Linked DNA regions of Homo sapiens: region 2 is linked to region 1. A link is a contact called in ENCODE Hi-C or POLR2A ChIA-PET data. All regions are on one chromosome and are shown on one strand. Each heading gives the region's core, a stretch centred on a gene start or an enhancer-like site at or near the end of the contact. The rest is flanking DNA. Distances are from core to core; before and after follow the strand shown.

Region 1 (7,920 bases), core at 3,467-5,966:
GGCAGGGATTTTACTAAGATCAACGTGTTGAAATCAAGAGGCTTTTTCCAGTTCTCTTCTCAACCCATTACCAGCGCAGCCCATGGAAGGATTGAGCTGGCAGACAGACCAGACCCTTCCTTAGAAGGCAGGAAAAGGAAAGGGTGTGAACTGTTACAAGTTATTCTTTTTGCCCTGATCCACAGTGATTCTTGAAGGTAAGTATCATCATTTCCATTTTCCAGAGAGCTAGCATTAGGATTTACACCCACTTCTATATGTCTGCAAAGCCTTCTTGTTCTTTCTATTACCCAAGCACTCCTTCTCCAAGATTGGAAGACCAAGCCGCACCGCACCCCTCTGCCTAGGTCTGTGAGGACCCTCCATAACACCAGCTGCTCTGTCTTCCAGGTCCACCTGGCCGGACAGGTAACCGGGGAAAGCCAGGACCAAAGGGCAAAGCCGGGGCCATTGGGCGGGCTGGCCCCCGTGGCCCCAAGGGGGTCAACGGTACCCCCGGGAAGCATGGCACACCAGGCAAGAAGGGGCCCAAGGGCAAGAAGGGGGAGCCAGGCCTCCCAGGCCCCTGCAGCTGTGGCAGTGGCCATACCAAGTCAGCTTTCTCGGTGGCAGTGACCAAGAGCTACCCACGGGAGCGGCTGCCCATCAAGTTTGACAAGATTCTGATGAACGAGGGTGGCCACTACAATGCTTCCAGCGGCAAGTTCGTCTGCGGCGTGCCTGGGATCTACTACTTCACCTACGACATCACGCTGGCCAACAAGCACCTGGCCATCGGCCTGGTGCACAACGGCCAGTACCGCATCCGGACCTTTGATGCCAACACCGGCAACCACGATGTGGCCTCAGGCTCCACCATCCTGGCTCTCAAGCAGGGTGACGAAGTTTGGCTGCAGATCTTCTACTCAGAGCAGAACGGGCTCTTCTATGACCCTTACTGGACAGACAGCCTCTTTACGGGCTTCCTAATCTATGCCGACCAGGATGACCCCAACGAGGTATAGACATGCCACGGCGGTCCTCCAGGCAGGGAACAAGCTTCTGGACTTGGGCTTACAGAGCAAGACCCCACAACTGTAGGCTGGGGGTGGGGGGTCGAGTGAGCGGTTCTAGCCTCAGGCTCACCTCCTCTGCCTCTTTTTTTCCCCTTCATTAAATCCAAACCTTTTTATTCATCCAACCATCTATTTATTCACTTCTTTTTAAAGTATCTACTGTGTAACAGGCACTATGCTATTCTCTGAAAGATGCAGCAGTGGACAAGACAGAGTATCTGTCCTCATGCAGCTTACATTCTAGCAGGAGATACAATTTACAAATATACAAGCAAATAATATAATATTATGCCAGGATAGAAATGAACATGCCATGGTTGACAGTAATAGGAATAACAGGAGACAGGGAAGAGGTGGAAATTTGTTTCTTTTTTTAAGTTTGCGTTTTTAGGTTTACTTACATACAGTGACTCTCCAGATTTTAAGTTGACAACTCAGTGAATAATTTTTGCTTATGTGCACACTCTGAAACCTCCATGTAGATCAAAGAACAAGCTATTTCCAACTTCTCACCTCCCTTCCCCAAAAGCTCTCTTAAGACCCCTCTAAGTCAGTACCTGGAAAATTTCCATTTTTGAGCTGAGTTCCAAAGAAGGAAATAGAGCAACACAAAGGCCTCGAAAAGAGGTCTCCAGCAAAAGGCTCTGCAAGTGCAAAGACCTTGACAGGAAAGAGGGAGGGGCCAAGGTAAGAACTGAGAAGGGAGGCATGAGGCGTGAGGCTGGAAGATAATACAGAATGTCCCAGGCCATGGCAGAGCTCGTTCCATTCACGAAGGCTTATCAGAATACAAAGTGACACTGATAGGCGGATCATCTTGAATCTGCTCATTGCATGAGTCAAGTCGGCCACAGACTTGAGCGCTTTATTATTAGTTAATCTTTTGCAGGCCCGCTTCTCAATGAATGAGATACACCAGGATATGCACGTGCATCTGAGAACCGCTGCTCTGAGATGGCAGGAATGGATCCCACGCAAATGAATCGCACCCCAAGCACAGGTGTTGCCAGTATGCAGGGATCTGGGGGCTTAAGAAGCTGCAGTAAAAGTGCCAGGTGCTGGCGGGATGTGGTAGCTCATGCCTATAATCCCAGGACTTTGGGAAGCTGAGGTGGACGGATCATTTGAGGTCAGGAGTTCAAGACCAGCCTGACCAACATGGCAAAACATCGTCTAAAAAAATACAAAAATTAGACAGGCGTGGTGTTGGGTGCCTGTAATCCCAGCTACTGGGGAGGCTGAGGCGGGAGAATCGCTTGAACCCAGGAGGTGGAGGTTGCAGTTAGCTGAGATCCTGCCACTGCACTCCAGCCTGGGCAACAGAGTGAGACTATCTCAAAAAAAAACAAAAAAAAAAAAAAAACAAAAACAAAAACGCAGGTACTGAGAGACCCATGAAACGATTTGCTGGAGATAATTTTCAGTTGGAGCTGCAGCTCCCTAGCAGCTTTCTCTGGCTGCCCGCCTAGTGAGATCCTCAGGGACAAGGATAGCTGCACGGGATAGTTCCAGAAGGAGTGGCCATCTCCATAAATAAAATCGGGTTTATTTAAAATAACTCCATTGTCTCTGGGCCATAAATGGTTTGGGATTGGGGTGGGTCTGAAACATTCAGGAAAGGCTTTCTGGCCCAATCAGATTGACGTGTGGGTTGGGGTCCCCTGCAGCACCCCTGTGGGAAGGGGTCAGCTTTGGTCAGTGAACAGTTCTTTTTACCTTTTCTTTTTCTTACAAAAATAAATTTTAGGAGAGCCTTTCGCTTCTTCCTCTTCCTTCCCTCAGGGATATAGGCATTTGAAGGCATTTGACTTAACCCTTTGTAGCCCAGGTAATAAATCCAAACTCAGCAAGATGGGCTGGACCCCAGAGCTCTGTGGTTGCCACTTTTTGGCCCATATTGAACCGATGTCCCCTTGGCATCTACCAGGGACTCCTCAGGGAGAGTGTGGGAATGATGGGGGAAGACTCGTCACTCTTTTGTAGAGCGTGGGGCAGATGATAGCAGAGACCTTCCAGGGCCCAGGGCTGGGGTCTTGTCTTCCTTGGATGTGGTCTAGCGTTGCTCCAGATGGTGGGTTTGTGGCAGGTGGGGCAGAAGCAGATGATGCAGTTGAGGCGGGTCTCTGGTAGAGAGTGATGTCAAAGATGAGCACTCCTTTTATCCCCTGACTCTTCTGAGGATGGCTGCCTCCTTGGTGAGCCACTTGGAGGTCTCAGGCTGATCATGCGGGATGGTGGCCCAGATGAGGAAGGGGATCCAAGGCGGTGGCCTTCCCAGATGCACTGGGCCCCAGCCCTTCTTCCTAGCTTCGGCTGATTACTGTGGGCTTCAGCAACCAGGGCCTACCTGTAGGTCTCCACATTTGTAAGCACCACAGAACCCAGTGCATCTTTGTGCACTCAAATCGCCCTTGATCCAGGGGTATTTTCTCATTCAGAACACACTTTGAAAGGCGGCCATTCCCCTTCTGGAGAAAGCCTGGAGAATCTACAGTGCCCTTAATTACAGTGCAAAGAGCACTAGACACACAAGGCCCTCACAGGCCAGCGCAACCCTGGGTGGAGCCTCAGGGTTCAGCTGACAAATGATGAGGGTCTTACTCCCTATGTCTAGGGGGGCTTCGTGGGCTGACTTCTGCATCAGGACTATGATGAGGGTGGGGGAGCGAAATTGAGGCACTCACGTCATGCACAAAATGTAAGAGGGTGACAAAAACCACAGTAATCAATAGAAATATATATATTTTTGAGACAGAGTCTTGTTCTGTCACCGAGGCTGGAGTGCAGTGGCACGATCACAGCTCACTGCAGCCTCGACCTCCTGGGCTCAAGTGATCCTCCCACCTCAGCCTCCTGAGAAGCTGGAACTATAGACCTGTGCCACCACACACGGCTAATTTTTAAATTATTTGTAGAGACGGAGGTCTTGCTATGTTGCCCAGGCTGGTCTCAAACTCCTGGCCTCAAATGATCCTCCCACCTCAGCCTCCGCAAAGTGCTGGGATTACAGGTATGAGCTAGCGCACCTGGCAGAAATAATTTTTTTTAAGATGGAATCTTGCTCTGTCGCCCAGGCTAGAGTGCAGTGGCGCAATCTCAATTTACTGCAACCCGTGCCTCCCTGGTTCAAACGATTCTTGTGCCTCAGCCTCCCGAGTAGCTGAGATTACAGGCGCCCTACCAACACGGCTGGCTAGTTTATTTTTTTATTTTTTTATTTTTAGTAGAGACGGGGGTTTCACCATGTTGGCCAGGCTGGTCTCGAACTCCTGACCTCAAATGATCCACCCGCCTCAGCCTTCCAAAGTTTTGGGATTATAGGAGTGAGCCACCACCCCCGGCCAGAAATATTTTAATACAATATTTTAATAAATCAAAAATAACCCAAAAACTCTATGATAAACAAAATATCAGAATGTTAAGTAAAGATGAGATCTGACAGGGCCGGGATCAGGGCGAGGTAAGGGAGGGCGAGTCATGGAAGAGCAGCTGGATCCTGGTGTCCATCCGCAGCTCGGGAGCCCTTGGCAGCCAGGCCTCGCAGGTGAAAAGGCTTTTTTTCCCTCCTGCCTGTCATCTTCACTCAGGCCACTAGGGGGAGAACGTCGACTACACAAACCTCCCGGCCTGCGGCATGGAGGCTGGGAGATACACCCTGGTCTCAGGCTATTTTCTAGATTGCCTGCCAGAAAGCAGGTTGTTGTTCAGTCCATTGAAGGTCTCTTTCAATTCAGCAGACGTGTCCTGAGCACTCACTGAGGCAAGGCTGAAGAATGCACCCGGGGTCCCCAAACCAGGTGAGGAGTCAGATCTATCTGGCACCACAACCTCATTCAGCAGCCGAACCTCCTGCGGGGACAGCTTCCATGCGCTTTCATAAAAGCTCCTCAGCCGATTCTAACCCACAGCCGGCTTTGCCAAGCTCTGGGCCGGGCTGAGGGGAAAACTAACACAGGAAAGACTCGAGTTCTGCCCTTCAAGGGAGGACATTTTGTGTGCCTCCCTTGTCCCGGTGTCATTTCCACAGCTGTCCTCAGGCCGGGGTGGCACTGAGAATGGAGCACAGTGTGGGTTTGAAGGTCACCTCGCAGGCCCAGCTCCTCAACCACAGCATCTGAGGGTGCTCCCGAAGACCTCTGTGGCTTCCCAACACTTTTCTCTCCCTGCTCCAGAGACGGAGACCCAAAAAGAATTTCTCCGAAAGAGGCCGGGCACGGTGTCTCACGCCTGTAATCCCAGCACTTTGGGAGGCCGAGGTGAGTGGATCATTTGAGGTCAGGAGTTCGAGACCAGCCTGGCCAACATGATGAAACCCTGTCTCTACTAAAAATACAAAAAAAAAAAAAAAAAATTAGCCGGGCATGGTGACGGGTGCCTGTAATCCCAGCTACTCGGGAGGCTGAGGCACTAAAATTGTTTGAACCCAGGAGGCGGAGGTTATGGTGAACCAAGATTGTGCCACTGCACTCCAGCCTAGGCAACAGAGTGAGACTCCGTTTCAAAAAAAAAAAAAAGAATTTCTCAGAAAGAGCCCAAAGATGGCTCTGGAAAATGGTGGGGTTTGTTTTTTTATTTTTTATTTTTTAAACATTCTCCATCTACTTTATACTTTTGCCTCAGATTGGCCCTGACTTAAAAACAATAATGAAGAGTTCAACCTCATCACAGGTGTTTATTTTTGCTGATGCCGTTGCAAACTTCCGACAGTCATTTATCTCCACCCCAAGTGGGTTTCAAGCTGATGCTGACAGCGGTCCGAAATGGCTTCCTCGTGTGAAATGTCCATATTCTATTTGGGGCTCTCTTATCCCATAAAACACACTTAATGTGTGAGCTTCAAGACATGGAGATCAAGGGCCTCAGAGGTGAAAGGCTAACGGGGCATTAATCCTCAACCTCCTCAGTTTCCTGTCACTTGGCAGAACTAGATGGGCAAATCACTTTTGAAAAGCTCCTCATTCCCTGATGTTGAGTCTGGTTCTAGGCATCCTACAACCTGAAACCGAGGAGGGTGTGGAGGGTCTAGAAGTGCCACCTGCCGTAGGAGTGTTGGCTGTTCAACCTTGAGGAGAGAAGACTGGGAGTCCTGGTGAGACTGTCAGGGAGTAGCACTGGTGGAGTAACAGCAGAGCTGAAGGGCAAGTGGGAGTTGGCAAGGGAAGCTGGATGGAGAGGGCTTTCCAGGGAGGGGCATGGCAGGCAAAGGCCCCGTGGTGGGGCAGGGCATGACACAGGAGAGGAATCAAAGAAGCCCCTCCCCAGGTCATGGGGGCAAAGTGTGCAAGGGGAGAAGATGAGGGGGCAGAGCCCAGACCTTGAAGGCTGATAGGTCAAACTAAAGATGGCTATCTTGACCATGAGAATAACAGGAAACCACAGAATGATTTTAAGGGGGCAAGTGACATAAGCAGACTTGGGTTTTGAGAAGACCACTCTTGCAGCTATAGGAGAAACATTTCAACTTACCCTATAGAAGAGCTTTCATTTTGTTTGTTGGTTGGTTTGTTTGTTTTGAGATAGAGTCTTGTTCTGTCGCCCAGGCTGGAGTGCAGTGGTGCCATCTTGGCTCACTGCAACCTCTGCCTCCAGGGTTCAAGCGATTCTTCTGCCTTAGCCTCCTGAGTAGCTGGAATTACAGGCACCCGCCACTACACCTGGTGAATTTTTGTATTTTTAGTAGAGATGGGGTTTCACCATGTTGGCCAGGCTGGTCTCGAACTCCTGACCTCAGGTAATCCACCCACCTGGGCCTCCCACAGTGCTGGGATTACAGGTATGATCCACGTCGCTCGGCCCAGAAGAGCTTTCTAATAGAATGCTAGACCTTGGGAAAGTAATAACAATAAAAACTAACATTTACTGAGTTCTTACTAGGAATGAAACACTGTGTGCTTTTCATGGATTAATACGTTTGGCCTTGAGAACAACATGTAAGGTAGGTGTATTACGATGATCCACTTTCCACAGATGAAGAAATAGAGGCTAGAAGAGGTTCAGAAAGTTGACTGAGGTTACCCAGTTGGAGAAGTTGCACAGCAGGAGCTCAAATCCAAGTCCTTCAGACCTCAGAGGTCATGGTCATAATGACTACAGCCCTCTGACATCCAGGCTGCCAGGGACCACAACTCTGGTTCTAACCGTGGTTGCACCTGGGTGGAGTGGTAAGACTTCTAATCCTGTCTCCCACCCACCAAGTGACTCTAATGCAATTAGTCTGGAGTACAGCCTGGACATTGGGAATTTTTGGAAACTCCCCAGCTGAGTCTGTGGTGCAGCCACATTGAGACTCATAGGCAGATAGCTCGTAAAACACTTGAGAGAGCTGTTGCAGGGAATAGCCATCTCTCTGGCTGGACTCAGTGATCTCTGAGTTCCCTTCTAGCTTGGATTTTTTTTTGACTTTATGATTCACCAGTTCTGCTGCCAGAAGGCTTTCTCCAAGGTGACTGAATTTCTGGAACTGACAGATGGAGCCTGAGGGACCTTGGTAATACTGTGTCAGCTCCCGTGGCCAGTCAGGGAGAGCAGAGTCTTCAGGGCTGTATCTCCGCACCCTGCCCACCATCTTCCCTCTGACGCAGACCAAGCCTGCAGACCAGTGAGAGGAGAAGAAATGAAGTCAGCTGACCCACAGTTGGCACTGCCAGGACTGGATGCTGCTGGCTGTTGGCCAGGATCTGATCCACTCCTTTGAGAGTGTCAGGAGCTGTGGAAGGTATGGGGTGGGGGGCGGGGTTCCTCCCAAGGCAAAGTTCCTGTGGAGGTCAGATGAGACTGAGCTTGAGAACTGAGTTATGAAAAAAACCTCAAGGAACATCCTTCACCTGCCCTCTATGGCTCCTTAGCTTCTTGAGGTTCTGCTGCT
Region 2 (7,920 bases), core at 3,736-6,235, 58 kb after region 1:
TGTCTGCCAAATTATAGAAAAAAATATTAAATTGTATATATACATACAGACTTTCAAGTTATATATATATATATAAAACTACTATATATATATACACACACATGTTACATATATATACACACACACATATACATACACGTTAGAGACAGGGTCTCACTGTCACCCAGGCTAGAGTGCAGTGGCATAATCGTAGGTCACTGCAGCCTCAAACTTCTGGGCTTAAATGATCCTTTCACCTCATCCTCCCAAGTAGTTAGGCCTACAGGTGCTCACCACCATGCCCGGCTAATTTTTTATCTTTTGTAGAGATGAGGTCTCCCTAAATTGCCCAGGCTGGTCTCAAACTCCTGGCCTCAAGTGATCCTCCCACCTCAATCTCCCAAAGTGCTGGAATTATAGGCATGAGCCACCATGCTTGGCCTCAAGTTAAATATTTTTAATGTATATCTATCTGTATGTATAGAGATATCTATATATCTCATAAGGCTCTATAAAACTATTCATCATAATGAGCAATTCCAAATACTCATGAAGACTTGCGGGAAGGTATGAGAAGCTGGAGGAGCTAAATTTCGGAGGAAAGAGAAGGCTGTGTCCTTCCTTGCCCTAGGATGGTGTGTGCCTCGGTCTACCAAGTAGCAACAGAGGGTTTCCACGGAGGAAGCAGTTTAGTGTTTTTGTTTTGTTTTGTTTTTTAAAGAGACGGGGTCTTACTGTGATGCCCAGGCTTGAATGCAGCGCGTATTCAGAGGTATGATCCCAATAGTGATCAGCATGGGGGTTTTGACCTGTTCCATTTCCAAGTCGGGCCAGTTCACCCCTCCTTAAACAACCTGGTGGTTCCCCACCCCTGGGAAATCACCATATTATATACATAATATATAAGAGATGGGCACCTGGACCTCCCAAGGCAGGACACCCAGCACTTGGCTGCCTGGGGCTTCTGTGAGCTGCCATGCGCTTTTTGTAAGCCTCTCCTAGGCTCCTGATGCCATGGCCATGTGGACGTTCTTACTAGGGCGTTTCTGCAGGTGAAAGCTGTGGTTCTTAATCTCGGCAAGCTTTTCAGTAAATCTCTAGGTTTAGAATCATTGAATTATTAGGCATCACGCCAGGGATTTTTGCAAGTCTCGCCTTGTGGATGCACTGCAGTTTCATTTTCGCTGGCATACCAGGTGCCCCGTAGCTGGCACCCTCAGGCACCTTTTCCCAGAGTCAGCTTTCTGGGATGTTACTCTGCCCCCAAAGAGGGAGGAGGGCAGGAGGAGTGTCCTGTGGATAAATTCAGCCTAGAGTTTTCCAAAGTTATATTATTTTTTTGACGAACAAATGTTTCAGGGCCTCTACTGGGCTAATATAGGCTTCCTTTAAGGAGCAATGTAGTATGCGATGTTTCGCCAAACTGTGGCCCACAGAACCCTTTTTTTCAGGGAGCATATCTTGGGACTAGTGTGCCACAGAACACACATTAGGAAACATTGCCTTTGAAAAATGACTGCTAGGTGCACAGTTTATAATTTTTGAAGCTTCCACTTCTCCATAAACACTGACCCGCTTCTTCCGTGGAAACCCACTGTTGCTCTTGGGTAGACTGAGGCACATGTCACCCCAGGGCAAGGACAGAGCTTTCTCTTTCTGCTGGAATCCAACTCCCTCACTTACTTTCTTTTCTTTCTTTCTTTCTCTCTCTCTTTCTTTCTTTTTTTTTTTTTTTTTTTTTTTTTAAGTAAAGACGGGGTGTTTCTATGTTGCCCAGGCTGGTCTCATCAAGCGATCCTCCTGTCTCAGCCTCCCAAAGTGTTGCAATTACTGGTGTGAGTCACTGCACCCAGCCCCTGCCCTGTTTCTTATGCCTCCTCGCTGGTCTTCATGAGTACTGGGAATTGCTTATTATGATAAATAGGTTTATACAACCTAAGATCAGGAACAAATAATGTTTTTTCTCACCTGTTTAAGTATTTGCCATTCCTGAAATATGGAGGTTTTTGTAATTATCAGGTGTTCCTTTTGCATCAGGTATTGGGGTCACAGAGCTGAACAAGACAAGCCCAGTCTGTGCCCTCATGGTGGTTACAGTCTAGCAGGCAGGAGGACAGTAAGAGCAAATGAATGAGTAGATAAAAAGTCCTAGGTGCTTGGGGGGGATCTCACAGAAGCATGAGCCTGAAACACCTTTTTCAGCAGTGACTTTTAGGCCAGGCATGGTAGCTCATGTCTGTAATCCCAGCACTTTGGGAGGCCGAGGCAGGCAGATCACTTGAAGTCAGGAGTTCGAGACCAGCCTGGCCAACATGGTGAAAACCCCGTCTCTACTAAAAATTACAAAAATTAGACGGGTGTGGTGGTGGGTGCCTGTAATTCCAGCTACTCGGGAGGCTGAGGCAGGAGAATCTCTTGAACCTAGAAGGCGGAGGTTGCAGTAAGCTGAGATCGTGCCACTGTACTCCACCCTGGGCAACAGAGCAACACTGTCTCAAAAAAAAAAATTAAATAAATAGAAAAAAAAGAAGTGACTTTTAAGCTGAGATCTGAAGGAAAAGTGGATTAATAATGAGAAGTAAAACCTCAAGGCAATTAGAAGAAAATAATGCAGTGCAGGACACTAAAAGTTAAACCGAGGACTTCACTTCCTCCCCTAATAGAAGAAACCAAGGGTGCCTGGCGGAACTTTCATAGTACAAGTCACCTTCTAACCCCTCCGAGGTTAGCCTCAAAATGCTTTCAAAGCCTGTGTGTGAAGAGCACATGCTGAATTTTTTCCTCCCCCTCCCCGGCTATGCAGCAGTGATAGGTATGGTTCTCTTGGGGGCAGTCTCTGCCCTGCACATCTGGCCGTGGGCCCAGGGTCTTGAGTGACTGCATTTCACCTGGCCTCACCTGCACTCCCGGGCACGTCTGAGCCCAGCACAGGTATGGGAAGTGTTTGTCACTCTGCCAAGGTCAGCACCTGGGGACGGGGGTTGGGAAAAGCAGCCAAGGACCAGACACATGCCTGGAATCTTCAGAGACCTGTCCAGGCAGCCCTGCTGCCTCTCTGTCTCTCCGTGTAGCTTAGGTTGGGGCTTTAGGTGGGCTGTGATTCATGAGTCCTTGGCCTTTTCCGGGGCACTTTCCCTCTCAGGTAATCCTCTTTCTGCTTGAGAACCCCCAGGCAAAACTCTTGGGCAGCAAGGAGAGTGGTTTCTAAAGGGGCAGCCACCTCTCCTTCCCCCAGAATGGCTCCTCTGGTCTCAGAAATGCTGGCTCACACGTCACAGTGGGGTTTCCCACTTGGGGAGCAGTGACCTCTGCCATGGGTTACCCTAAGGAAGGAAGCCAGGGTAGATAAGGGAGTCCCGAGAGGAAGGGAGGGCATAGAGGGCCACAGGCAGAGGGAAGATTCCTCAAAACACTCTCCATGTATTCAGACGTCCATTCACTGAGCCAGCAGCTACTCATTAGTACTTACTCTGTGCCAGGGACCAAGGGTATGGCCAAGGGCAGGAGAGAAAAGCAGCTCCGTCCCTCATGGAAACCCCCTTCTGTGGGGGGCAGGGGACAGTTCCTAAACATGCTTCAATGTGCAGTGGCTGCTGGCGGTGGGAAGCCCACAGGAGGCTGCTGGGTAGGAGGGAGGTCAGGGATGGCCTCTGAGGAATGGTCTGAACAGGGACCTGAAGGAAGAGAAACAGCCCACATGCCCAAAATCTGGGTTTGATGACGTCATGGCACAACCTTACGGTGGAAAACTAGGCAGCCATTGCAGACATTGTTTCCCATGCTCTCTGAGGGGCAAGTGGGAAGCAGTTGTAGATCGCTATGGCATTTTATGAGAGTTTGCACAAAGAAATATCTGAAGAATCCAGGTAGAACCTAGTAGTACTTCTGTCTGAATCCTTCTAAGTGAGGGAATATGAGTGATGTTATTCTTTTTTTTTTTTTTTTTTTTTTTAGACAGAGTCTCGCTCTGTCGCCCAGGCTGGAGTGCAGTGGCACGATGTCCATTCACTGCAAGCTCCGCCCCCCCGGGTTCATGCCATTCTCCTGCCTCAGCCTCTAATTTTTTTGTATTTTTAGTAGAGACAGGATTTCACCATGTTCGCCAGGATGGTCTCGATCTCCTGACCTCGTGATCCGCCCGCCTCAGCCTCCCAAAGTGCTGGGATTACAGGCGTGAGCCACCACACCTGGCTGGTTATTCTTTTTAAGATTCATCAGTGAACATATAATTTATAATTAGTAAAAAGAAAAAGAAAGGAAAAGAAAAAAATGGAAAATTCCTTCTGGAAGGGGCTTTGCATTGTAGGAAGATGAAGTGGGATACTTACTGGGCATGGGGTGTTATTATGACAGGGCAGATTTTGTTAAAGGGATGATGTGGGGTTGCTAGGAAATCCTCAGGGATAAATTTTGAGCTGGGCCTTGTAACACAGTGGGTATCTAGTCTTTTTGTTTGTTTCCAAACTGAAAACATAGTAACTGAAGTAATAAAGTGGTTATGCATTGAGCATTTTTGAAAAATTCAGGCTGTTGAAAAGCATGATCGTGAAAATGCAAGATCTCAGTGCCCATCCCGACCTCTCCTCCGTAGCCACTGTTAATATTTTGATGTATCTTTTCTAAGTTTTTTCTAGCCCGTAGCTATTATGTTAAAAAATAATAATAATAATAAAGGACTGTGATGACAAAAGCAGGGGTTTTTGTAAGGTGGATTTCTTTTTCCCGGAACTCCACCATGGCCATCTGTCCATGCCTCCACCTGTTCATCTCTAGATACTCCTGCGGCAGATGGGCTTCCCTGAGTCAGGTGATCAAGGGCCAACAGCTGGGGAGGGAGAGTGATCAGGAAGCCTCTGCCCTTCCCTCCCCTCCCACCTCAGCCCCCTTCTTCTACAGCCTCCCCCTAGCCTTTCTGCTGCCCACACTCTCACCGCCTGTGGCCCTGCCAGGCATGCTGAGGGGAAGGTCACCCTGCCTGGCCAGGTTCCTGCCCGCCCAGCGCCTGCCTGATTGCTGAATGCCTGCCAAGCTCCTGCCTAATCTGGGGAGAGCTTTAGAAGCCGCCCTAGGGCAGGCTGCTCTTTTGTTTCTGGAATCCAGGCCACTCAGCAGAGGGGCTGGCTTCCTGCACTGCGCTGCTGCGGCCTTCAAGTGGACTTAGGTCAAGAGTGCCTGGGGAGGAATGCAGTCCCTTAGAGCAAAGCCCTTGTAATGAATGCCTTCCCTGCACCCCCTAATTGGGTTAGCGAAGTGATCAGCTAGATTCTCAAACTAAACAGGATAGGCATGCTGCAGTCCTACATTGTTATTTCCATGACAAAGAATCTCCCTTTTCCCAGTGAGGGGAACAAGCTGAGGCTCAGAGCTGCTAATTCTACTTGGTTTGAGGGCTCTGCAGAGGACACACTGACAGAGGCACCTCAGCTCAAAGGTAGAAAGCCTCATTGCACATTTCTCAAAGCAGGTTTCTTTGAAAGCCCAAAGAGCCTTTGACAGAGATAGATCAATTCAACTTCTCTGAGACTTGATTCCCCAGCTTGAGGGAAGAGGAAGGGCCACTAGGCTTGCTGAGCTGCTGTTAACACCAAATACTCTACATTTACGGCAGCGTGACCCCCATTTCTCAGATAGGGACACTGAGGGTCAGTTCACATGCCCAAGGTTGGTAAATAGTGGAACTAAGATTCCGACCCAGAACTGCCTGACCTCACACTCTGTAGGTATCAAGCTAATCCCCGGTATGTGGGGGCGGGAGGTGAGGTGGTTGGTACAGGGAGTGACTCTGTATTTATTCTTTCTTATTCGATACATATTTATTGAATGTCTGCATCTGTGCCAGCTACATAAATAAGTAAATTTTCGGCCACAAAGAGAAGACTACCAAGAGAATAAGGGGAACCTGATTTGGAATGATGGAGAGGTCAGAGAAGTCTTAGGAAGTGACATTTAAGTCAGTATTTGAGGGACAAACAGAAACAGGGAGAAAGAGCATCCCAGGGAGCCAGTGTTCTAGCTTCAAAATCCTGCCCTCTTGAGACCAGCCCCTTCCAGCACGCTGTACCTACTAACCCCTACTTGCCATATATTGCTATGCATTCCAGTGGTCCATAACTTTTCCTTTTTTCTTTTCTTTGCTTTTTTTTTGAGACAGAGTCTCACTCTGTCACCCAGGCTGGAGTGCAGTGGTACAATATTGGCTCACTGCAACCTCTGCTTCCCGGGTTCAAGTGATTCTCGTGCCTCAGCCTCCCGTGTAACTGGGACCACAGGTGTGCACCACCATGCCTAGCTAATTTTTGTATTTTTAGTAGAGACGGGGTTTTGCCATGACGACCAGGCTGGTCTTGAACTCCTGGCCTCAAGCGATCCGCCCACCTTGGCCTCCCACAGTGCTTGGATTACATGAGCCACTGCACCTGGTCCATAACTTTTTCTTTTATGCACCAATGTCTTTCTTTGAGAATCTGCTCAAGGCAAAGGACGCTTCTCCCAGGAACACGTACAGGAAAGACGTTCTTTGTGTTGCCTTGAGTTCTCTTCTCTCACTTGGCTCAAGGGAAAATCTAGAAGGCTTTGAGCTTGGCCAGTTGAGTGGGGAGGGAGGTCAAGACGTTGCCTATCTGACTTGTGTTTGGGGGCTTTGGACTGCACTGATGAAGGCAGCGTGGCCCGGCCAAAGGTCACTTGGCTAAGTCTAATTTCCGGCAGCTGCAGCCCACCAGACACCAAGGATCTATGACTGTGGCTGCTGCTTGTCATGACCCTAAACTTAGAGCCCTGTGCTTAGAGGAAATACCCACGTAGTCTGCAAGCTTGTAGGGGCTGCTGGAAGGTAGGAGCACTGTTGAGAGGAGCTGCCGCCCCGCACTGGCTGCTGCTACCAGCTGTCTGGCCTTACCCTAGGAAGAAGCTGGCCAAAAGATCTCTATGCAAGGCTGCTCAGACCAGGCCAATGATCTGCTCTAATCCCTTCAGTTTCTATTGCCCTCAGAGTAGGGCAAGGCAGTTTTCTCAACAGGGCATGCAAGCTGGGCCCCTGCCCACGTTTCCAGCCTGTGTCTAGGCACACCCTGCCTGGCTGGCTGTTCCCCAGATGGGACACTTGTGTGGCTTTGCAGGTGCTGTTTCTCCTAGTGAGAGATCCTTACCTTTCCTGCATCTTCAACAGGTAAATTGTACAACTTGGCTCAATCTGTCTTCTTTGAAGTTCCCATGGACTTGCTACTCTGTAGAGTTGGTCACGACTTCCCTCTGTTGGCCACGACTTCCCTCTGTTGGCCAGGACCTTCTGTATCCACCACTGCAATTCTTTCCTTGCTTTCTTTACTGCCTCTCCCTCCCTCCCCACCCCTTCTGTCTTTCAGCAATTAGTTATTGGGCACCTAACCCTGTTCTCTTCACACTGGGGTGCTGAAGTAACAGTGATGTGCAAAGGAGACCCAGATCTGCCCTCAAGGAGTTTGAACTCCATGGTGGCTGCATAAATTCATCAAACCATGAAGATGAAGAATACACAAGCACATCAGGTCTTTTCCTTAAAGAAGTTAAGCTGGGGCTAAAAGAGCTCCATGACTGATTGATTGATTGATTTTGAGATGGAGTCTCACTCTGTCACCCAAGCTAGAGTGCAGTGGTGCGATCTCAGCTCACTGCAACCTCCACCTACCAGGTTCAAGTGATTCTCCTCCCTCAGCCTTCTGGGTAGCTGGGATTACAGAAGCGTGCCACCATGCCCAGCTAATTCTTGAACTGAGGTCTTGAACTCCTGACCTCAAGTGATCCACCCCCGTCGACCTCCCAAAGTGCTGAGATTACGGGTGTGAGCCACCGTGCCCAGCCGAGCTCCATGACTTAAAAAAAATAAAAATAAAAAAGTTTTCTGGTAAGCCCAAGCAATTAAAAAAAAAAGTTGAAAAAAGGGATACTTTGAAAGTCTTCTAA

The links. A loop is a pair of places that touch in the nucleus more often than their neighbours do. ChIA-PET counts read pairs that join two places held with the same protein, here RNA polymerase II (POLR2A). Pooled maps may share reads with other maps.
Region 2: a loop to region 1 is called in a map of HepG2, with 27 times the contacts of the local background. The contact joins two enhancer-like sites. A Hi-C loop is called at or near these places in 7 of 168 maps with a recorded cell type or tissue (Caco-2, HL-60/S4, HepG2 and 4 more) and 2 of 50 pooled maps. POLR2A ChIA-PET finds 5 or more read pairs at or near these places in 9 of 52 experiments (CD8-positive, alpha-beta memory T cell, H1, OCI-LY7 and 4 more).

Annotation. Positions count from the first base shown.
Region 1 is chr5:160,342,252-160,350,171 of GRCh38, reverse strand. C1QTNF2 (C1q and TNF related 2) reads left to right here. Exons shown (of 3, transcript NM_031908.6): 3 at 391-2,418. The coding sequence ends at 1,004. Among named protein-coding and RNA genes, the nearest start is that of C1QTNF2, 24 kb to the left of the region's middle. Within about 2 kb of position 4,716, at least 5 of the 41 ENCODE cell types and tissues checked have a DNase peak (open chromatin) inside an H3K27ac peak, as active enhancers do.
Region 2 is chr5:160,284,841-160,292,760 of GRCh38, reverse strand. The region is part of intron 2 of CCNJL (cyclin J like); the gene reads left to right. Among named protein-coding and RNA genes, the nearest start is that of CCNJL, 24 kb to the left of the region's middle. RefSeq lists enhancers at 3,380-4,357, 5,872-6,605, 6,606-7,339. Within about 2 kb of position 4,985, at least 20 of the 41 ENCODE cell types and tissues checked have a DNase peak (open chromatin) inside an H3K27ac peak, as active enhancers do.